Linked DNA regions of Homo sapiens: all the other regions are linked to region 3. Evidence: chromatin contacts called from ENCODE Hi-C or POLR2A ChIA-PET data. All regions are on one chromosome and are shown on one strand. The core of a region is the stretch at or near the end of the contact, and the rest is flanking DNA. Distances in the headings are between cores, read along the strand shown.

Evidence for each region. Hi-C counts contacts between places; a loop is a spot of excess contacts on that map. ChIA-PET counts read pairs that join two places held with the same protein, here RNA polymerase II (POLR2A). Pooled maps may share reads with other maps.
Region 1: a loop to region 3 is called in a pooled map, with 5 times the contacts of the local background. The contact joins the enhancer-like site here to the promoter of LINC02606 in region 3. A Hi-C loop is called at or near these places in 5 of 50 pooled maps. POLR2A ChIA-PET finds 5 or more read pairs at or near these places in 2 of 52 experiments (B cell and activated T-cell).
Region 2: a loop to region 3 is called in a pooled map, with 18 times the contacts of the local background. The contact joins the promoter of RERE-AS1 here to the promoter of LINC02606 in region 3. A Hi-C loop is called at or near these places in 9 of 37 single-sample maps with no recorded cell type and 8 of 50 pooled maps. POLR2A ChIA-PET finds 5 or more read pairs at or near these places in 2 of 52 experiments (activated T-cell and naive thymus-derived CD8-positive, alpha-beta T cell).
Region 4: a loop to region 3 is called in a map of CD4-positive, alpha-beta T cell, with 24 times the contacts of the local background. The contact joins the promoter of DFFA here to the promoter of LINC02606 in region 3. A Hi-C loop is called at or near these places in 3 of 168 maps with a recorded cell type or tissue (B cell, CD4-positive, alpha-beta T cell and naive thymus-derived CD4-positive, alpha-beta T cell), 3 of 37 single-sample maps with no recorded cell type and 10 of 50 pooled maps. POLR2A ChIA-PET finds 5 or more read pairs at or near these places in 1 of 52 experiments (H1).
Region 5: a loop to region 3 is called in a pooled map, with 5 times the contacts of the local background. The contact joins the enhancer-like site here to the promoter of LINC02606 in region 3. A Hi-C loop is called at or near these places in 2 of 37 single-sample maps with no recorded cell type and 4 of 50 pooled maps.
Region 6: a pooled map shows a loop between it and region 3 (7-fold over the local background). The contact joins the promoter of SRM here to the promoter of LINC02606 in region 3. A Hi-C loop is called at or near these places in 5 of 50 pooled maps. POLR2A ChIA-PET finds 5 or more read pairs at or near these places in 2 of 52 experiments (T-cell and naive thymus-derived CD8-positive, alpha-beta T cell).

The regions. Positions count from the first base shown.
Region 1 is chr1:10,508,917-10,512,476 of GRCh38, forward strand. All of the region lies in intron 2 of PEX14 (peroxisomal biogenesis factor 14), which reads left to right. Among named protein-coding and RNA genes, the nearest start is that of PEX14, 36 kb to the left of the region's middle. RefSeq lists an enhancer at 1-440. Within about 2 kb of position 2,060, at least 19 of the 41 ENCODE cell types and tissues checked have a DNase peak (open chromatin) inside an H3K27ac peak, as active enhancers do; they include B cell, where a contact is called at or near this core.
Region 2 is chr1:8,423,227-8,426,769 of GRCh38, forward strand. It overlaps RERE-AS1 (RERE antisense RNA 1), which reads left to right and starts at 1,419. Exons shown (of 4, transcript NR_125999.1): 1 at 1,419-1,475. The region is part of intron 11 of RERE (arginine-glutamic acid dipeptide repeats); the gene reads right to left. RefSeq lists silencers at 219-558, 869-1,008.
Region 3 is chr1:9,427,441-9,430,636 of GRCh38, forward strand. It overlaps LINC02606 (long intergenic non-protein coding RNA 2606), which reads right to left and starts at 1,556. Exons shown (of 2, transcript NR_104622.2): 1 at 1,482-1,556. RefSeq lists enhancers at 289-923, 1,422-1,651, 1,712-1,801.
Region 4 is chr1:10,470,354-10,473,951 of GRCh38, forward strand. It overlaps DFFA (DNA fragmentation factor subunit alpha), which reads right to left and starts at 2,176. Exons shown (of 6, transcript NM_004401.3): 1 at 1,970-2,176. The coding sequence starts at 2,105. RefSeq lists an enhancer at 1,645-1,744.
Region 5 is chr1:8,168,631-8,171,730 of GRCh38, forward strand. No RefSeq gene overlaps it. Among named protein-coding and RNA genes, the nearest start is that of LINC01714, 38 kb to the right of the region's middle. Within about 2 kb of position 1,266, at least 26 of the 41 ENCODE cell types and tissues checked have a DNase peak (open chromatin) inside an H3K27ac peak, as active enhancers do.
Region 6 is chr1:11,058,692-11,061,969 of GRCh38, forward strand. SRM (spermidine synthase) reads right to left here and starts at 1,327. Exons shown (of 8, transcript NM_003132.3): 1 at 1,086-1,327; 2 at 534-654; 3 at 109-201. The coding sequence starts at 1,252. RefSeq lists silencers at 847-1,036, 1,247-1,776.

The sequences.
Region 1 (3,560 bases), core at 810-3,309, 1.1 Mb after region 3:
ATTCCTGAAAGACAAAGGCATGCCTCCTTTTTTTTTTTGAGACGGAGTCTCGCTCTGTCGCCCAGGCTAGAGTGCAGTGGTGCGATCTCGGCTCACTGCAAACACCGCCTCCTAGGTTCACGCCATTCTCCTGCCTCAGCCTCCCGAGTAGCTGGGACTACAGGCGCCCGCCGCCACGTCCGGCTAATTTTTTTGTAATTTTTTTTTGTTGTTAGTAGAGATGGGGTTTCACCATGTCAGCCAGGATGGTCTCAATCTCCTGACCTCATGATCCGCCTGCCTCGGCCTCCCAAAGTGTTGGGATTACAGGCGTGAGCCACCGCGCCCGGCAAAGGCATGCCTCTTAACCTCACCTCTCCAGCTCTCTGTTGTCTGAAAAATGGCAGTTAATAGAATTTGTTAATAAACAGAAGAAATAACGAGAAATAGTGGCACATCATTTGACAGTAAGGTGGTTTATAATTTCTGTTTATCAAATGATTCTCATTATTATTATTTCTATTGGATTTTTGAAGAATTCAGCCTGGTCCCCAGAGCCCCATTTGTAAGGCATTTTATTTCTTTATAATATCTAGAAATAACTTCAGTTCCAGTGAAATCCAGATCTGTGGTCCCATCCCACTCCCCAGCCCTGGTTCTCTCCCCTTCCTCTCTGCTTGTCTTCTGTGACCTCAGCGGGCTCCATCAGGTGGGGGTATCCCCTACTGACCAGACTGGCAGAGCTAATGCCGGCTGGAGGAACGCTGCCGTGTTTGTTTTTGCAGTTCCTGGATTTGGTTTAATGTACAATTGATTTTTTAAATGTATTTAATCATTTTTTTCTTACCTCTTAAGGATTAACCTGCACAAACCTCATTTTATCCTAAGTGTGGCTTTGGGAGGAAGGGAGGAGAAAATTGAGTTTCTCCAGCTTATTTTATTCTTTTACGCTTTATTTTCCAAATGGCTTTTCCTGCCGAAGCAGCTTTGTATAATACAATGTATTTTCGTGGCCATTACTTACTCATTACTAACTGGTCTCTCCTGCTTCCCTTTGTCTGTGAACTAAATACAGGGGGCCTCAAGATAATTGGTAGCTCCATCACTGACCCACCAATTATAGATCAGCAGGGAAGGCAGCCCAGGGATGGTTTGTGGTTGGCACAGGCTGCCCACCTAGAAATGTGAGTTATTCTCTACCTGCCACCAAGTTGGGCTTGACTAGATCGATCCTTTCCTAATTTTGGACTTTGGCATCTCTAATTGCATCACACGGCTCCCTGGTTTACAGGTTTCAGCCTCATTTCATCCCTACACGTGCTGCTGGTGTCTTTCTTAGTTCATGCCTCCTTGGCATGTCTACAAAGTATTAATTTGCAGAGGTTTTGTTTGTATTTTCCTTTGAGGTTCCCTGGTGCCTAGAATGGTTAGATGGCAGGCTGCAGATAAATAATTCTGTTGAAACAGCAGGTTTCTGTGCATTTTTGTCTGGTGTGTCCAAGTAAAGGCAAGTCTTTGTGGGCACCATATTAAGCCCCCTTTTTGAGCATTTATCTGATTTGTGTTCCAGCTTATCTACTTTGCTCTGGCATGGAGAAGGAAAAGTCCCATTTCCTGCTAGGCTGCCAGGCACTTATGTAAGACTTTTAGGTGCCAAAGTAGGAAAGGAGTCCCTGTGTTGTATGGCCGTATATATTTTGCATGTGTGTTTCCTGGCTGTTTGGCACCTAGGCACTTTGCTAAGCCCTGTATGGGTTGGGCATATACCGTATTGCTCAGCTCCTGGCAGAAAATAGGCACTCATACATATTTGTGGAATGAGTGAGTGTGTGTGCTCACTTATGTGCGATGGAGATGATGAGCCAAGGAGTTGGATTGCACAGTTGCTGCCTGGCGTCCTGCTAGGAACTTAGGGTGCAACATTCCCACTGGGCCACACATATGCCGATGTTCAGTGGATGACTGCTACGCAAGCAACATAAAGAGGCCATTTTATGAAAGGGAACATCAGAGGAAACATTATAACTGAGACCTTTATAGCCTTTCCATTATTATGGTTTAAATCTTGACAGTCTTTATTTGCAATGACACTGGGACCAGTAAAGACAATGCTCACTCCCACCTCCTCGTTCTCCACATCCTGTTCCGTAGCTGTGGTGCACCGATAGGCATCGTTAAATGTGCAGGCAGCAGAGCTGCTGGTTTGTCTAGAAACAGCCCCTTTTGACTCAGAAGTTGGAACCCAGATGACTCACCATTCTATTTGTTTTATTGCAACTGTCATTTCATAAAATGCCCTGACAGCTTTAAACTGTAAATGCCAAAGTGAGGTTTTTGTCTTTTTTATTTTGTTATCTCCTGTTTTTTCTAATCTTTTATATTTCTATTTTCTCCTTTCTTTTCAGACTTATTTTCTCTTTCATTACTGTCTCTTTCTCTGTCCCTCCCTTCCTTCCTGCCTCCCCCCTTTGATGACTCTAATGGCATGAGTAGTTGAAGTGGTTTTTGCTAACATCATGGTGCGTTCTTTCCAGCTTTAATGCTATCTGATTGAGCGTGTCTCCCCTCAGATTTTTGTGTAGGGTTTAGAAATGGAAATGACCATGCACATCAGAGTTTAAATTTTCCTAGGAAAGTCTGCCATGAACTGTAGGACCTATAACTTCTAGAGATGGAGGGACCCCTGACATCTGTGGACTATGGACTCCTGACTTCTGTGGACTCTAGAATTTATGACTTCTGTGGATTGTGGGGCCTCTGACTTCCATAGACCGTGGGACTGTGACTTCTGTGGACCCAGGGACCTCTGAATTCCATGGACTGTGAGACCTCTGACTTCTGTGGCCTGTGAGATCTCTGACCTCTGTGGCCCGTGGGACCTCTGACTTCTGTGGTCTCTGGGACCTGTGACCTCTTTGACTTCCAAGTCTTCTGTGGACTGCAGGACCTCATCAACACGTGTATTGCCAGAAGAGAGGCTTGATTGTGTTAACCTGTTTCTCTCCAGAGGTGTCACATACTAGAATTTCTGCTCAGTCTTATGGCTTAGGTGGGGTGTTGAGTCTAAATATATATATTTTTTGAGACGGAGTCTTGCTCTGTCACCCAGGCTGGAGTGCAGTGGCATAATCTTGGCTCACTGCACGCTCCGCCTCCCGGGTTTACGCCATTCTCCTGCCTCAGCTTCCCGAATAACTGGGACTACAGGCGCCTGCCCCCACGCTCGGCTAATTTTGGTATTTTTAGTAGAGACAGGGTTTCACCATGTTAGCCAGGATGGTCTCGACCTCCTGACCTCGTGATCTGCCCTCCTCGGCCTCCCAAAGTGCTGAGATTACAGACGTGAGCCACCGTGCCTGGCCCAAGTCTAAATTTTTAAGGACTAGAGCTCTCAGACCAGGACTTTCTGGATCTTTTTTTCTGATACCCAACACTGTGGCACTTGACTAAGTCACCTGATTGATGACATGAGCATTGCTGGGTGTTGAAACACCTGGCCAGGGAAACAGAGACTTCTGTGGATTCATCCAAAGGATGGCAGACAGATTGTGGAATTTTAATGAAGGTGGGGTGGATCCCTG
Region 2 (3,543 bases), core at 169-2,668, 1.0 Mb before region 3:
ACTCTTCTCCAGAAGGGAACCCTAGGGGGTTAAAAGGCCGCTTTCCTTAATCCAAAGAATTTGCCAGGAGGCACCGGAAGGCACCAGTATCACAGAAGCCCACCGGGAACACGAAAGCCAGCGGGCCTGCCCCACCGTCCGTCATTAAAAGCCACTCCGAGACACCAGAGAATAACCAGCACCCCTTCCGCCCTCCCGACGCCACTCGCCGCCCCCATCCATTTTCGCAGCAGACTCGTCCCTAACCCCAGCCCGGAGACTTTCACTTTGTCCCATGCCTCCCGAGCACCCCTCCCCGCCCCGGTGGGGGCAGCTCCTGGCTCCGAGCCCCCACCTCGGGGCTCCCAGCCTGGTCCCGGGCGGCCGACCCCAGCAGCCACAGGTAAGCGCCCGGGGTCCGGGGCGGCAAGAGGCCGTCGCCTGTCACTGGGCTCCGGCTCCACAAAGCGCAGGGCGGAGGCGGCCGCGGGTGGCTCGGCGTGTGACCGCGGCGGGGCCGCGCGGCGCGGGGCCCGGGGGGCGCGGGGCTGGGGCCGCCGCTGACGGGGGAGGAGGCAGGAGCGCGGCGCGCAGAGCCCGGCGCGGCCGCGGGCGGCTGCAAAAGGCGGCCTGGATTGCCGCCGCCCTCCTGTCCGCCAGCCGGGGCCCCGCGCCCCGGCCCCGGCCCCGCCCCCGGCCCGACCCCCACCCCGAGGCCGGAGCCTCCAGGGCACCCGGCGCTGGAATCTGTGTCCTCCTTCCGGACAGGAGAACATCAAGGCGGTAAAGCACAGAAACTTCCTCCCTACCGCAGCAAGCGTGGGGAGAGGGCGCCCACAGGGCTGGGGCCCTTCCCAGGCTGCTGGGTCTCCAGCCCACGTTCCGGATGGACGAAGTCGGCTGCGCCCCGGCCGCACGCCCTCCGCCCCAACCCCGCCTCAGCTGCGAAACGGGGGGCTGGCCCCGACGCCCCCCGCGGTCCCTTCCGGCCCGCGATTGTGGGCGGCCTCTCCCTGGCGGCCCAGGCATTAGCCTGCACTTCCCCGGCCGCCGCTTCACAACTAAATCACCGCGGAAGCTTCCCAGCCAATAAATCACCTGCCCACCGGGCAGAGGGTCCCTCCCACTCCCTGTGTTTGAGACCCGCCAGGCGGATTCAGTGAAGGGCCAGACTTAGCCTTTTAAGACCAGTCTGCAACCTCCTACTCCAGTAGTGGAGGCTTTGCGTTTTTGAATTTCACCCTTGCTGAGATATGACTCATCATTGTCAATTTTCAATATAATTCATACAGTTCGAAGGGAAAATCTCTCAAGGCACAAGAAAGCAGCAAGCTCTCCTCTAGTGTGAGGAGTGACCTTTGTTACTTGACAAAAGTATCGTTTATATGATCAACAGGCATCCTACGCTGTGTGCACACAGCATATCACCGGGAGAGACGGCACGGAAAGATGGCCCTGCCCTCAAGGAGCTGCAGTCTGCCCAGGAAGGCAGACAGGTAAACAAACCAGTCCTAGGGCCTGCAAGAAAAGCAGCAGAGGAACAAAGGGTGGTGGGTGAAGCTAGGAAGAGGAAGCAACTTACTCTGCTTGCTGATGTCTTAGAGGAAGTGACAAGGAAGAGTGTGAGCCTGCCAGGTGGGCTCCAGCAGGGCTTCCAGCAGAAGTCAGCCAGGAAAAGGCACAGGGAACATTCTGGGAACTGCAAGGAGGACAGGGTGTGCAGAATGGAGTGCCAGCAGATAAGACGAAAGAGGCAGGCAAGGATCCGGTTGCAGAGAGCCCTTCAGGCCGCACGGAAGAGTTCCTAATTGTAGGCTGGCAGAAAGGCTGAAGCTGGAGCTTTCCATGAAAAGACTGGATGAGGACTGTGCCAGTGGCAGTGTGGCCTAAGTGTAGATTAGGGACAGACCAGTTAAAGAGGCTGCTGACACAGTTCAGGTATGAGATGAGGACCTCAACTACTGGCACACTCCACCTCAGTAATCAGAATTCCTGCCGCTTAATCCATTCTTCAAGTATTCAGGTATTTACTGAGCACCTAGCTGAGAGGGGTCTAGGAAGATAATAAAGGTTGCCATGGACCTTTACTGAACTGTGATTCATTTTTGCACGTAAGATAAGTATGTGTGAAGTCATTACAGAACATTCTGAGATGTCATCTGGCCAAGCATAAAGAAGTGAGGTGCAGCTCATCAGTGCAGCAAGGGACCCAAGAAGGCTAGACTGCAGTGGTCTGTAGTAGTTCAGAATGCCTTCGCCAAGGCAGTGACATCAGCGAGATCACAAGGGGTGGGCAACTATTGCAGGGGTGGGAGGTGGCTTGGTGACCGGGCCCTCCGTGAAGGTCAGAGGTGGAGAATGGGAGGTGGGTTACAGGGGACAGTCTACACAGACTTGGGGCGGGCAATCTGGAGTGAGCCAGGCTGTGGAACGCCAGGACCATGCAATCGGAACGTGGGCTTGATACCAAGTGACATCTAACAGGTCCAGTAAAAGAGGCCTACACAATAAAGGCAGCATGTGAGAAAGGCTGACTCTGGAACATCAGGGTAAGGTGGCAGAGTTGGACAAACAAATTCAGATCCTGTTTCTTCCATTTATTGTGATGCAATCCTTTGAACATCATCCATTCAACCAATAGTTACTAAGTACCTACTATATGCCAGGAGCCTCATATATATTAATTCGAAATCTTTACAACCTAAGAAGAAGTACAATTATTATCCCCATTTTACAGACAAGGAAGCTGAGGCACAGATAGGTAACTAGATCAACTCCTCAGAGACAAAGCCAGAATTCAAACTTAAGCCCCCTCAAATCCTCAGAGCCACACTCTGTAAAATGCAGGCAGGCGTCTACAGTGGTAACTATTTTCTGTTACCATTTTCTATGAGTCTGTACTTTCCTCTTCTCGGGTCCAATGTCAAATCATAAAGTCCTCAGTATTCTTCCTAAGAAGTGTCTTTCAGCCGGGCGCGGTGGCTCATGCCTGTAATCCTAGCACTTTGGGAGGCTGAGGCGGGCAGACCACAAGGCCAGGAGATCGAGACCATCCTGGCTAACACAGTGAAACCCCGTCTCTACTAAAAATACAAAAAATTAGCTGGGCATGGTGGTGGGCGCCTGTAGTCCCAGCTACTGGGGAGGCTGAGGCAGGAGAATGGCGTCAACCCGGGAGGCGCAGCTTGCAGTGAGCCGAAATTGCGCCACTGCACTCCAGCCTGGGCGACAGAGACTCTGTCTCAAAAAAAAAAAAAAAAAAAGTGTCTTTCAACGCCCTCCTTTCCTGCTCATGCTAGTGGCAGTCCCAGGCCAGACCTTTATCTCTCTTTCCTAATAACTAGGCTATTAACCATCTCCCCCATCCAGCCATTTAAAAGCCTCTGCCAAGGAATTTTTCCCAACTATAGATTTCATCCTGAGTCCCACTTTATCTGGCCCTTAGCCCCTACCTAAGAACAGCATGGTGGTCTCTGCAGGACAGTGTTTACACTCCTTAGCCCTGAATTCAAGGCCCTCCAGGATCCTGGCCCTGCCCACCTTTCCAGCCAGATGTCCAGTAAT
Region 3 (3,196 bases), core at 306-2,805:
GGAAGTGGAAACAAAAGACTCCCCAAACCATAGCATGAGGTTTAACTCTCATGATACCTTAAGGAAGTAGGCATTATTATGCCCATTTCTATGAATCATGAAATAGATGTGCAGGAGGGTTCAGAAGTCACCCCAGCTCATACAGCGCCTAAGGAGCAGGGCCAAGGTTCAATTCAAACCGAATCCCAGCCTCATGCTAGATCTTAGTTCACACTTCATTCTTTCAATGAGCATTTATAATCTAAACTGTACCTAGCAAACAGGTGGGACTTCAATGTTTCTTGAATTAACCACCTAAATGTGCCATGATGTCAGAGACAGATGTCATCCTCACTGTAGCCCCCAGGTTCAGCACAGTATCCAGGAAAGAATGGGTGCTTGTAGTCCCAGCTACTCGGGAGGCTGAGGCAGGAGAATTGCTTGAACCCGGGAGGCAGAGGTTGCAGTGAGCCGAGATCTCGCCATTGCACTCCAGCCTGGTTGACAGAGCAAGACTCTGTCTCAAAAAAAAAAAAAAAAAAAAAAAGCATAGGTGCTTAATCAATGTCAGCCAATGAATACGTAAAGGAATTCTAAGTTTTAGAACAGTGATACTTTATTTTTCTTTGTTTGTTTGTTTGTTTTTGTTTCTTTTGAGCCGGAGTCTCACCGTCGGTCAGGCTGAAGTCCAGTGGTGCCAGCTCGACTCACTGCAACCTCCACCTCCCGGGTTCAAGCGATTCTCCTGCCTCAGCCTCCGGAGCAGCTGGGATTACAGGCGTGCACCACCACGCCTGGCTAATTTTTGTATTTTTAGTAGAGACGGGGTTTCACCATGTTGGCCAGGCTGGCCTCAAGTGATCCGCCCAACTCGGCCTCCCACAGTGCTGGGGTAACAGGTGTGAGCCACCACGCCTGGCCGATACTTCATTTTTCTGGAGGTCATTTACTTAGTAAGGCCAACTGGATCCTGGCTAAAAATGTGAAAGAAGACAGAAAGAGTCACGAGCAGTGAACAAAAGTCACGGGTCCTAGCACGTAAAAGCTCAAGTACTTGATTCAAAGCCGAAATTCTCAGGTCCTCAGTTGTAGCCTGGTTACCCTTACAAACACCAGTGCTAAAGAGCACGGTTACTAATCTTTCCAGGACACAAGATTTGAAAGCATCTGTTTCGAAGGGAGATGACCTGCTAGAGGAAGCTTGCGGGCAACAGCAAATTGGGAGTTCGACTAGCACTTTCAGACTGGGATGCAACGAAGAACTCGCCAGCAGAGGTAAGAGATGGGCAAGATGAAGAGAATGAACTCTGATTCTCGGATATCTGCCCGCAAGGTGGCTCCGAGAAAGCCAGCGGGAAACTGCAGCATCGCGGAGGACTTCTCTAGTTCAGGTTAAAGAGACAGCAGCCAGAGGGAGCCGACCTCAAACCCAACTCCCGACAGCAACCTTGAGGCCACCCGAGGTGGCGCATGCGCAGTGTGCGAGGTAGTGCTCTTCCTACCTGCCGACCTGCGGAGCCTTCTTACTGAGCAGGGCTTACGTCACGCAAGCGCCGCGGGTGTGTGACGTCATCTGAGAGCGCCACGCGCGGTCCCGAAAACCTGAGCACCCTCTGGCTAAGGCGTTGCTGTAGAGACGGTGCGCCAGCCCCGCCCCCGAGGCGGGATTGGAGGAAAACTGGACAGCTGACAAGGGTGACGTTTCGAAAGCGCGCGGGAGGCCGTGCTGGGACGCAGAGCCCGAAAACCTATTTGAGGGGCGTCTTGACCGAAGGTGCTAAATATCACATGTCCCCATTAAAGTAAAAATGCAAACTGCCCTAATCGGATTTCGTGTAAGGCAGGAGGGCTGGGAAGACTTAAATGTATCACTTCAGTAGTTTAGGGGTGGGAAGAAGAGTTTGGACCAGACTGGTGCCGGGATAACCTGACCTTTTTGAGCCTTAACTTCTTCTCGAAGGGATCGTTCCCATCAGCATATAAACATGTAATTTCCCCCTTCCTGAGAACCCTGTGGTGGCTCCAGCTCCCACCCCATCCCTTCGCTTTCTGAATACCGTAACTCCTTGGAAGAGTGTATATATTCTTTGTCCAGCTCTCTCCTCCCACTCTGTTGAACTCCCTCCAGCCAAACTCAGTCTCTCCCAAGTCCTCCTCTTACCTGCTCTATCAGCAATTTTTGATACAGTTTATCACCCTCTCCTCCGCAAAACTTTCTTCACTTGGCTTTTGGCAGTGCACACGCTTGTTTTTCTCCTCCATCCCTGCCCCACCTTCTCTGTTTCTTTTGCTAGCCTCTCCTCTTTTTCCTGACCTCTAAATGTATCAGTACCCCCAGCACTGGCTCCTTGGACTTCTCTTTCTTTTCGCTTAATCTCTTGATGATTTCATCGGGTTTCATGGCTTTAAAGACTATGTGCTGATGACTCCCCTCCTTATAGCTCCAGCCTGGAATTCATCCTCAAGAAAAATCCTTCTGGCTTCTCAGGCTGTAAACTTAGAGTTCTTCATCCCGTGTCAAATCTGTCAGCAGATCCTATTGGCTTTTCTTTTTTCCCCAGAATCCGGTATCCACTAACAGCATCTTAGACCAAGCCCCCATCTCTCACCTGGATTATTGTAATTGCCTAGCTGGTCCTTCCTCTGCTCCCACCCCGTCAGTCTGTGTTTACATAACAACCTCAGTAATTCTGTTAAAAGTCATATCATGTGCCTCCTCTGTGCAAAAACTACCAGGCCTCCTGTCTCAGAGTAAAAGCCAAACCTTTACCATGGCTAGAAGTGTTCCACACGGCCAGGCCTCTGTTCTAGACCTTTCCTTTCTTGTCTCCGTTCTCACTTAACACCAGCCACAGTGGCCATTCTGCCAGGCTTGCTTCTGCCTCTGGGATCCTGAACTTGCCTTTACCTCTGCCTGGAACTTGTCCTCAGTTATCCCCAGGGCTCTCTCCCTTACCTCCTCCAAGACTTGGCTCAAATGTTCCTCACTGAGAAAGGCTTTCACCAACCTCCTGGTTTTAAATTGCAAATCAGACTCCCCCAAGCCCGCATTCCCATTCCCTTCCTTTTGCTCCATTGCATTTAATGTATCACCTTCTAATAAACCGTTTAATTTAGTTCTTTATCTTATTTGATGTCCCTCTCCGCATGAAGACAGGAATTTGTTTCATCATTGCTCCATCCCCAATTCTGAGACAGAGTGCGTGGCACATGATAG
Region 4 (3,598 bases), core at 926-3,425, 1.0 Mb after region 3:
CAACCAATCAAAGTCTAGTTTGATTCCTTGCAAACAAGCAGTCTCTCATTCATTTATTCAGTTTTCCTCTTTTTTTTTTTTTTTTTTTTGAGACGGAGTCTCACTCTGTCGCCCAGGCTGGAGTGCCCAGGCGCTATCTGGGCTCACTGCAAGCTCCGCCCCCCGGGTTCACGCCATTCTCCTGCTTCAGCCTCCGGAGTAGCTGGGATTACAGGCGCCCACCACCACGCCCGGCTAATTTTTTTGTATTTTTAGTAGAGACGGGGTTTCACCGTGTTAGCCAGGATGGTCTCGATCTCCTGACCTCGTGATCCGCCCACCTCGGCCTCCCAAAGTGCTGGGATTACAGGTGTGAGCCACCGGACCCGGCCCTCAGGTGTCCTCTTAAATTCTCCTATGTGTAAAAATGTCAAAAAATACACCAAAAAGGCCAGGCACGGTGGCTCACGTCTGTAATCCCAGCACTTTGGGAGGCCGAGGCGGGTGGATCACAAAGCAGGCAATCGAGACCATCCTGGCTAACATGGTGAAAAACCGTCTCTGCTAAAAAATACAAAAAATTAGATGGGCGTGGTGGTGGGCGCCTGTAGTCCCAGCTACTCGGGAGGCTGAAGCAGGAGAATGGAGTGAACCCGGGAGGCGGAGCTTGCAGTGAGCCGAGATAGCGCCACTGCACTCCAGCCTGGGTGACAGAGTGACACTCCGTCTCAAAAAAAAAAAAAAAAAAAGAAAATGCTTTTTGTTCTTTACAGTATCTTCCTTAGCAGCTTCTTTTCTAACCTATGGGAAAGTATAAAAGAAGTGGAAGCTTCTATCAGTAGCTTTTCATATCATTATCATTGGCGGAGAGGCTTTCTCCAGGACAGGTCTGTACTATTCCATTTAGTGATAGCAATGCTTCAAATACTAACGGGACTGGAGTGATCAGAAATAGCCAAGAGACTACAAATATCCTTCAGCGGTGTTGTCTACCACCCAATAGAACAGCAAGGCATGTATGCGCTGGACTGCAGAGAACACCAGCCTCTGTGCCACGCACATCCAGCCACGGCACTGAAGGGGAATTAGAAGTAAAGTAATCTAATGTCAGGAAAAAAAATACATAAATGCTTATATGCAAAATCCATGTTACCAAAGCATTTATAATGCTTTGGCTGTTCATGGGTCTCTGAAAATTTCCATATGATTTCTGTTGGTGACTGAGAGGAAGCAACTGTGCCCTCTGACACACACTGTGACTACATGCCTGGGGCTGGCTCACACATGTAACCTGTAAAACTTCTTTGGGTAAGCGATTTGTTGCTACTGGCTAATAAGACTTGTAAGTCACTTAAATATATCATCTTATTTGAGAGAACCAACAACCCTTTGAAGCAGGGCTATAAATATTATACCCAATTTGCTGATGAGAAAACTGAGGGTTGAGAGCTGGTTAAGTGCAAGGCCAAGCAGCTGGTAAAGGTATGGGGCCGGGCTCGGAACTTCCGTCGGCTCCGTCACTTACAACTCACGTTCCTTGTCTGGACCTCCAGAAATGGTCAGTAGCAGCTCCCTCTTTCCTGCATAGGTTCCTGCCAGAGCGGACGGTGGAAACCCCTCCCCACACCGCCGTGGGCTCAGCTGGGGGTTCTTGTACCATCTGAGTGTGGCGGAGTGGCAGGAACCCAGTGGGGTCCGTTTGGTCCAACATCGAAGTGATTTCAGGCAAGAGACCTAAGCCGAGTCTGGCTTAATTTGCACATTGCTTCCTGGCTGTCTTCCCACCACCGTGGAGTCTCACACGAGATTAATTACGCTCAAGCGCCTTAAATCTGTAAATCGCTATGCCCACTCGGACCGTTTCTGTCCCAAGCCTCCACCCGAGATACAAGAATCCCCAAGTCGCCTCTCCTGACCCCGCCTCGCCCCCGCCGGACGTCCTCACCCGGCCCTGGCTCCCCCACACCCTCGCCCGGGGTCCCGAGCCAACCCTTGCTCCTCAGGTCTTCGAGGCAGGAGGCGGCCACGCCGTGCTGTTCGCGGCTGTAGTTGCGGCGCAGCAGACACGGCTTTAGAGTCCGGATCTCGCCAGATTCTGGTACCCCGGCGTCCCCGGTCACCTCCATCCTCCACAAGGTGGGACCTGCCCACCTTCGAGAAGTCGCGGGAGGCCGGAGCGGCGGTCCTTCTACTCGACCCCCTTCCGCAGCCTGCCGGGAGATGTAGTTCGTTCCGCAGCAAATCACACGTGAGACCAGGGCACGCCGGGAAATGTAGTTCTAGTTGCCGCTAATCACGTGTGGCGTCGAAGCATGCCGGAAACTGTAGTCTCTGGGTTTAAAGCCGCTTTCGTTCTATCGCGCGATTCAGCCTAGGAGTTGTTTTTAACTTTTAGGAGCTGCATTCGCGCGTTCAAATATAAGGCCAATAGAGACTTATTTTGCATGACGATGCACACGCATGTATACTGTATTGAATTTTTAGAGCATTCCTATTCGCATATGAGATGCATAATGCTAATACAGACACCCGCATGTTTCCACCCATTCTATTTCCTGCTTCAACTGTGCAAATTAGTTTGGGGTCTCAGAACAAAACGCTTAAATAAATATAGTAAGCATTAAAGTCTCAAATGCATCGGAGAGGAAAGGGGAAATGCGACTCGGCACTGTTGGAGATTGTTCAGATGCCTCTTGACAACATATTCATCTTTGTTTTAATACTGCTACTATGGAAAAGTTTGTTTTTTTCCTCCTGAAAAATAAACATCTAAGATTAAAAGAATAGTAATAAAAATGATCAAAAAGTTCCTCTCTTAAAAGAGGGCATTTTATGTAAACTAGAAGTAATTATCTGCTCATATTTATTCATTCGGGGGACACTTTCCTTCCTTGTTTCTTTTTTCTTTTTTTGAGACAGCGTTTCGCTCTGTCTCCCAGGCTGGAGTGCAGTGGCGCGATGATGGCTCACTGCAGTTTTGATCTCCTGGGCTCAAGCAATCCTCCCACCTCATATTTTGTTTATAAAAACGTGGGCAAGGGCCCCGGGGGCGGTGGCTCACCCCTGTAATCTCAGCACTTTAGGAGGCCGAGGCGGACAGATGATCTGAGGTCAGTAGTTTGAGACCAGCCTGGCCAGCATGGTGAAACCCTATCTCTACTAAAAATACAAAAATTAGCCGGGCGTGATGGCGCACGCCTGTAGTCCCAGCTCTTGGGAGGCTGAGGCAGGTGAATCGCTTGAACCCGGGAGGCGGAGGTTGCAGTCGGCCCAGATCGCACCATTGCACTCCAGCCTGGGCGTCAGGAGCAAGACTTCGTCTCAAGCAAAAACAAAAACAAAAGCAAAAACAAACAAAAAAAACGTGGGAGAGGAAATTGGATATTATCTCAAGAAAAGTTTAGACATTTAAAACAGCGTTTAGTAGGAGGAATTATTCATTAAGTCATCCCTTTTAAGCAGTCTATATTGATCAAAACACAACTATAATAGGAGCTGGCGGTTAACTCTAATGTATGTATCCTTTTTCATATAATTTCATTTTTTATTTTCTTATCTTATTTTTAGACAAGGTCTCGCTCTGTCGCCCAGGCTGGAGTGCAGTGGCATAATCATAGTT
Region 5 (3,100 bases), core at 16-2,515, 1.3 Mb before region 3:
TATACCGGGCACAGTGGCTCACGCCTGTAATCCCAGCACTTTGGGAGGCCAAGGCGGGCGGATCAAGAGCTCAGGAGTTTGAGACCAGCCTGACCAACATGGTGAAACCCCGTCTCTACTAAAAATTAGCTGGATATGGTGGTGCACGCCTGTAATCCCAGCTACTTGGGAGGCTGAGGCAGGAGAATTGCTTCAATCTGGGAGGCGGAGGTTGCAGTGAGCCGAGATGGCCCCACTGTACTCCACCCTGGGCAACAGAGTGAGACTCCATCTCAAACAAAAACAAAAACAAAAATGAGCCGGGTGTGGTGGCACATGCCTGTAATCCCAGCTATTTGGGAGGCTGAGTGGGGAGAATCACTTGAACCTGGGAGGCAGAGGTTGCAGTGAGCCAAGATCACACCACTGCACTCCAGCCCGGCCAATAAGAGTAAAACTCCGTCTCAAAAAAATAAAAAACAAGAAAAACCTAGGATGGGCCGGGCATGGTGGCTCATGCCTGTAATCCCAGCACTTTGGGAGGCCGAGGCAGGGGGATCACTTGAGGTCAAGAGTTTGACACCAGCCTGGCCAACATGGTAAAACCCCACCTCTACTAAAAATACAAAAATTAGCTGGACATGGTAGCAGGTGTCTGTAATACTAGCTACTCAGGAGGCTAGGGCAGGAGCATCACTTGAACCTGGGAGGTGAAGTTTGCAGCTAGCCAAGATCGCGCCACTGCACTCCAGCCTGGGCCGCAACAACAGCAACAACAAAATACCTAGGATGCAGCACTCTTCATGGATTTAATCTAATTATCATGTGAGATGAGTCAATGATCATGAATTGTAGGGGTAAAGAAAATGAGTCACAATGAGACCATTGGTGATGGGTCAGAAGGGGCTCCCTGGTTTCACCCTCCACTGCCCTGGGGGGTCCACGCTTCCCCTTGAGCTGTGGCTGGGTGATGCTGCCCTCAAAGGCCAGCTGTCATGGGCTTTCCCCACCCCGACCCTGAAATTTCCCCCATTTGTCTGAGCTATGGCCACCTTACTGGCTCAGAAGTCAGGCTACAATACTGCAATGGAACCGGGTGATGAAGTGTCATAAATAGTTAATACAAATTCTGCCAACAAGTTTGGGGTTAATAGCCGATCTTAAAATGGGTAAGGGAAAGAAAGGGAGAGGGAGGGAAAAAGGAGAGGGAAGAGAGAGAGAGACAAAGAAAAAGAGAGAGATTTTCTGGCATTCATCCTAAGCATTTCAGCCGTAAACTGGTTTAGGCCAGTGAGACAGGATGTTCTGCAGAGCAAAGATCACGTGACCACACAGTGCGAACAAACAGATGGTGTATCATTAACAAACTGCAACGCTGCATTTCCTAGTCTCTCCAGGGTGTCAGTGACCCAGGCAATTTAATTAAAAACATTAAAAAAAAAAAAAAAAGTGACAAGGGCCAAAGTTTCATCCTGTTTAAATTCAACTTCATCAAAAAAGTGGAGGGGCTATCCCTTCCATGAAACGTCCACATATGAGCCCCTCAGGGAAGTGGCACCAACGTGTAGGTCAGTGGCACAGTCAGGCCTCTGGTCAGTGGCCATTGATCCAGAAATGCGGCCAGGGCATGGCCAGGGCAGGGGCAGCTCCAGGACAGAGACCAGCTCGCCTCCCATTAGCCTCCTGGGGAGACAGGACAGGTAAACAGCAGGGAGCTCAGGGGGTTTTATGGACCAGGCCGTGTACACAGTTTGTCCCGAGTACAAACAAGCAGGTGGCCAGTCTCACCTTTGTTCTAAGAAGCGGGATCCAGGCAGGCCAGGAGGCCCAGAGGGTAGCTGTCAGGAGACACTGGGGCCCAACCAGGGCTTCCCACTGCAGGAGCGGGTCAGGAGCTTGGACACTCTCGGACACTCAGCACTGTCCTCGCTTGAACCTCCCCGGTAATGGCAGCATAAAGTGATGGTCAAGGGGCATCCGGTTGGGACTCAAGAAGCTTAATCCCAAATCCCTGCCCCACAGTCTACCAGTGACAGACACTGTGCTGAAGTCAGCCTCCACATGCTCACCTGTAGAATTGTGACAACATGGCAAGGGCAGGTGAAGGCCCCAGGATAGTGCCTGGCCATTGAGAGTGCTCTGTCGTGCAGGTGGGCATGGGCATGGGGCTGTCCAGAATTGAGCTGTTTTTTTGAGTTGGAGTCTTGCTCTGTAGCCCAGGCTGGAGTGCAATGGTTCACTGCAACCTCTGCCTCCCAGGTTCACGTGATTCTCCTGCCTCAGCCTCCCGAGTAGCTGGGATTACAGGTGACCAACACCACGCCCAGCTAATTTTTGTATTTTTAGTAGAGACAGGGTTTCACCATGTTGGCCAGGCTGGTCTCAAACTCTTTTTTTTTTTTTGAGACAGAGTCTTGCTCTGTTGCCCAGGCTGGAGTGCAGTGGTGTGATCTTGGCTCACTGCAAGCTCCGCCTCCCAGGTTCACGCCATTCTCCTGCCTCAGCCTCCCGAGTAGCTGGGACTACAGGCAACTGCCACCATGCCCTGCTAATTTTTTTTGTATATTTAGTAGAGACGGAGTTTCACTGTGTTAGCCAGGATGGTCTCGATCTCCTGACCTCATGATCCATCCACCACGGCCTCCCAAAGTGCTGGGATTACAGGTGTGAACCACCACACCCGGCCCAGGCTGGTCTCAAACTCTTGACCTCGGGTGATCCACCCGCCTCGGCTTCCCAAAGTGCTGGGATTACCGGTGTGAGCCACTGCGGCCGATATCTACGTTTTTAAAGACTCCTGTAATGGTGGCAAACTTGAGGCTCCTGGACATGGAAGGTGAAGAGGGCAAGAAAGCTGCAGGAGAAACCCTAGAGAGGTGGGACAGCTGGGGATCAATGGCTTAGGAATCTGTAAAGAAGGATATTTAGGTTTTTAGAATTTACATAAGGCCAGGCACGGTGGCACACACCTGTAATCCCAGCACTTTGGGAGGCTGAGGCAGGGGGATCGCTTGAGCCCAGGAGTTTGAGACCAGCCTGGACCACATAGGGAGACCCAGTCTCTGTAAAAAATAATTTTAAAATTTTAAAAGAAATTCATATAATCTTGGGCTTCCCAGCA
Region 6 (3,278 bases), core at 77-2,576, 1.6 Mb after region 3:
TGGAGAAACAGGCCCTACCTGCCTTGCTCGGGGGTGTGCAGCCATTTCAGGGCACAGCTGGCCGCTGGGAGAACCAGGACTCAAACCTGGCTCTACGCCGGCACTCACCTCGTCGATCTCACACTGGACCACGGACTCCACGGAGGGGTGCTTCACCACCTCCCGCAGGACACCTCCATCTCCGCCCCCGATGATCAGCACCTGGGAGGAGGGGGCAGTCAAGGCAGGGGCCCTGGCAGGACTGGGAGCCCCCAGGCCCCTGAAGCAGACCCCCTGACCCCTCGGACCCACGGGCCTCATCTTTTTCTACCCTCGGAAACGCTTTCGTGCCGGTGTCCCCTTTCCTGGAAGTTCCTTCCAGGGCTGCCCTAGGATTCCGAGGCCGCGTCAGTGTCGGCCCCCACCCCTCCGCGGGACGCCCCTGGCCTCGCTAGCACTTTCTCTGACAACCATGCAGGCAGCATCTGGGAAGAGCCCGGAGCACACCTGGGGCCGCCCCTCGTCCGGCACTGTTCCAGGGGACACTGGGGTACCTTTCGCGGGTTGGGGTGGCTGCAGAGAGGCAGGTTGGCGATCATCTCCTGGTAGGAGAACTCGTCTCTCTCCGTGCACTGGATGACACCGTCCAACACCAGCACGTTGCCATAGGTCTTACTGCGGGCGGAGTGACAGTCGGGGACCTGGGTTCTCTGGGGTGGGGAAAACGTACCCCAAGCCGCCCTGGGTGAGGAGGGTCTCCCCATCCCGCCTAGGGGTCCCAGGGATGAGGAGCGATGGTGACACGTGGCGAGGAACGGCAGGCGGGCCGCCGGGTGGAGGCCGGGGTGGGACCCGGGGTCTCCTCGGGCTCTGACGTGTCCTGAGGGCTGACACGTGGAGCGGGGCGCAGACTCCGACTCCCCCACCCAAGAGGCCAGCCCGCAGTCCCAGCCCCAGCCCAGGGAGGCGGTGTGAGGGGTGGCGAGGGGGCCAGGGCAGGACGAGGTCCAGCCCGCTTGGGTCCCGGCGTGGAGAGGCCCGTGAGGCGGGCAGCAGGCGGCCCGGGCTGAGCCTAGGGGGCAGGCGCCTGCGGGCAGCGGCGGTACCTGCGGAAGACGAGGATGTCCTGGTAGCGCGAGCGCCGGTGGTGGAGCAGCTGCTCCACCTGCAGTGACAGGGCCTGGCCGGGCCACAGGCTGCAGGTCTCGCGGAACCAGCCCTCGCGGATGGCGGCGGGGCCGGAGGCGGCGGGGCCGTCGGGGCCGGGCTCCATGGCGGGCGGGCGGGCGGCGCGGGGCGCGGGCCCGGGACTGCAGGCCGCGCGGCGCCGCAGCACAACGGGACCAGCTCCGCCCGCCGCCCGCGCCGCAACCTAACCCGGGCGCGGGGCGGGGCCTGCCGGCGGGGGCGGAGCCCGCGCTCGCCAATGGCAAAGCGGCCTCGCCTGGCGCTCATTGGCCACCGGCTCGCAGAGCGGCGCAGAGTGGCTGTGGCGCGCCGTCCGTCGGCGGCAGCAGGGTAGTGCGGCCCGCTCCAGGGGCCACGTGGGGCCCGGCCGGGGCCGGGCGGCCGGGTCGGGTTCCGGGGCGGGCTGGGCCGGCGGAAGGGGTCCGGGTCCTTCCTCCGCCCCAAGCAGCCGGGGCGGTGCACCACCGGCCCCCGCTTCCTTCTCGGGGTTGGGAGGCACCGAGGGCCTCGAGGGGCTGCGGGACTCGGGCTTGGTGTGGAGGGCAAGAGCGCTGCGACGTGCGGACTGGAGAGTCAGCCTTTGGGCTGGAGACACGGGAGCGGGTGGCTACAGTGGTTTACGTTGTTGCACGGGGCGAGTAGAACGTATCCTTCTTTGCGTCCAAAATCTGGTTCCTTGTTGGATTTGAACAGATTATGTGGCTCGTCGGGGCGAACCGAGGGTTTTTATTTACTTGGAAAGAATCATCACAGCCCGCGAATTCACAAGCTGGATTTAGCCATTTTCCCTTAGATTCTGCGCCATGAGCCTATAGGCTGTTGAATACGAGAGAAGTGCTTTTCTAAACGAGTTTCTAAATTTACCAGCAGTGTCCAGGAAGAGGCCCAGAACATACATATTCAGCACCAGAAAAGACTGGCACGCAATTTTTCTTGACAAACTGGGTCTTGCTCTTTGAAGGGTGGGTGGGAATGTGCTGTTTTTATGAGAATGTCAAAGAACTTCTCAGAATCACATTAAGCATGCTAATTACCAAATATTAAATGCTAATTGTTCCACACGCAGTTCGAATGCCAAGGAAGGAAGATGAAACTAGTATAAGCTACTCTTGACATTATGTCAGGGATGGTTTTGACACGTTTTGCAGCCTCCACCTGGAGGTGGGGAACGTTTCCTGTGTCGTCCCCAGAGCAGAGTAACAGCGTTGTTTATGGGTGAGAGCAAGCCTCAAGCCTAGGCAACAATGTGCCTTGCTTGCTTTTAAGCTCCTTCTAAAGGGGAGGTAAACCAAGACCGCTAAAGAATTGCTAGGTGCCTGGGCGTGATGGTTCACCCCGGTAATCCCAGCACTGTGGGAGGCGGAGGCGGAGGCGGGCGGATCACGAGGTCAAGAGATCAAGACGATCCTGGCCAACATGGTGAAACCCCGTCTGTACTAAAAATACAAAAATTAGCTGGGCATGGTAGTGCGCGCCTGCAGTCCCAGCTACTCGGGAGGCTGAGGCAGGAGAATCGCTTGAACCCGGGAGTTGGAGGTTGCAGTGAGCTGAGATTGCGCCACTGCACTCTAGCCTGGGCAACGATAGTGAAACTCCGTCTCAAAAAAAAAAAAAAAAAATTGCTAGGCAGCTGGGCACAGGGGCTCAGGCTGATAATACTAGAATTTTGGGAGGCCGAGGCAGGAGGACCGCTTGAGCCCAGGAGTTCGAGACCAGCCTGGGCAACATAGCAAGACTGTCTCTAAAAAATAAAAAACATTGCTAGGCAACAGCTTCCATGGACTTGTTCCAGGAACGAAGATTATTCTTGAAATGTCCACGTAGTGGATAAGACAGAGTCAATCAGTGTGTCCAGTGCTACAGGCTTGATTGGGTTCAATCCTGTACTTGGGTCAAGGTGTTTGCCTACATTGCCTGTACTTCCTCCAAGACATTTCTGCCTCTGGGTTGTAACTGCCCGTGTACTTGTCTGTGTTCCCTAAGCCAGATCATAAGCTCTGAAGCTGAGGATGGTGGCTGTAGATGGCAGTACTTGTCTGTGTTCCCTGAGCCAGATCATAAGCTCTGAAGCTGAGGATGGTGGCCGTAGATGACAGGCCTGGATGCAGCCA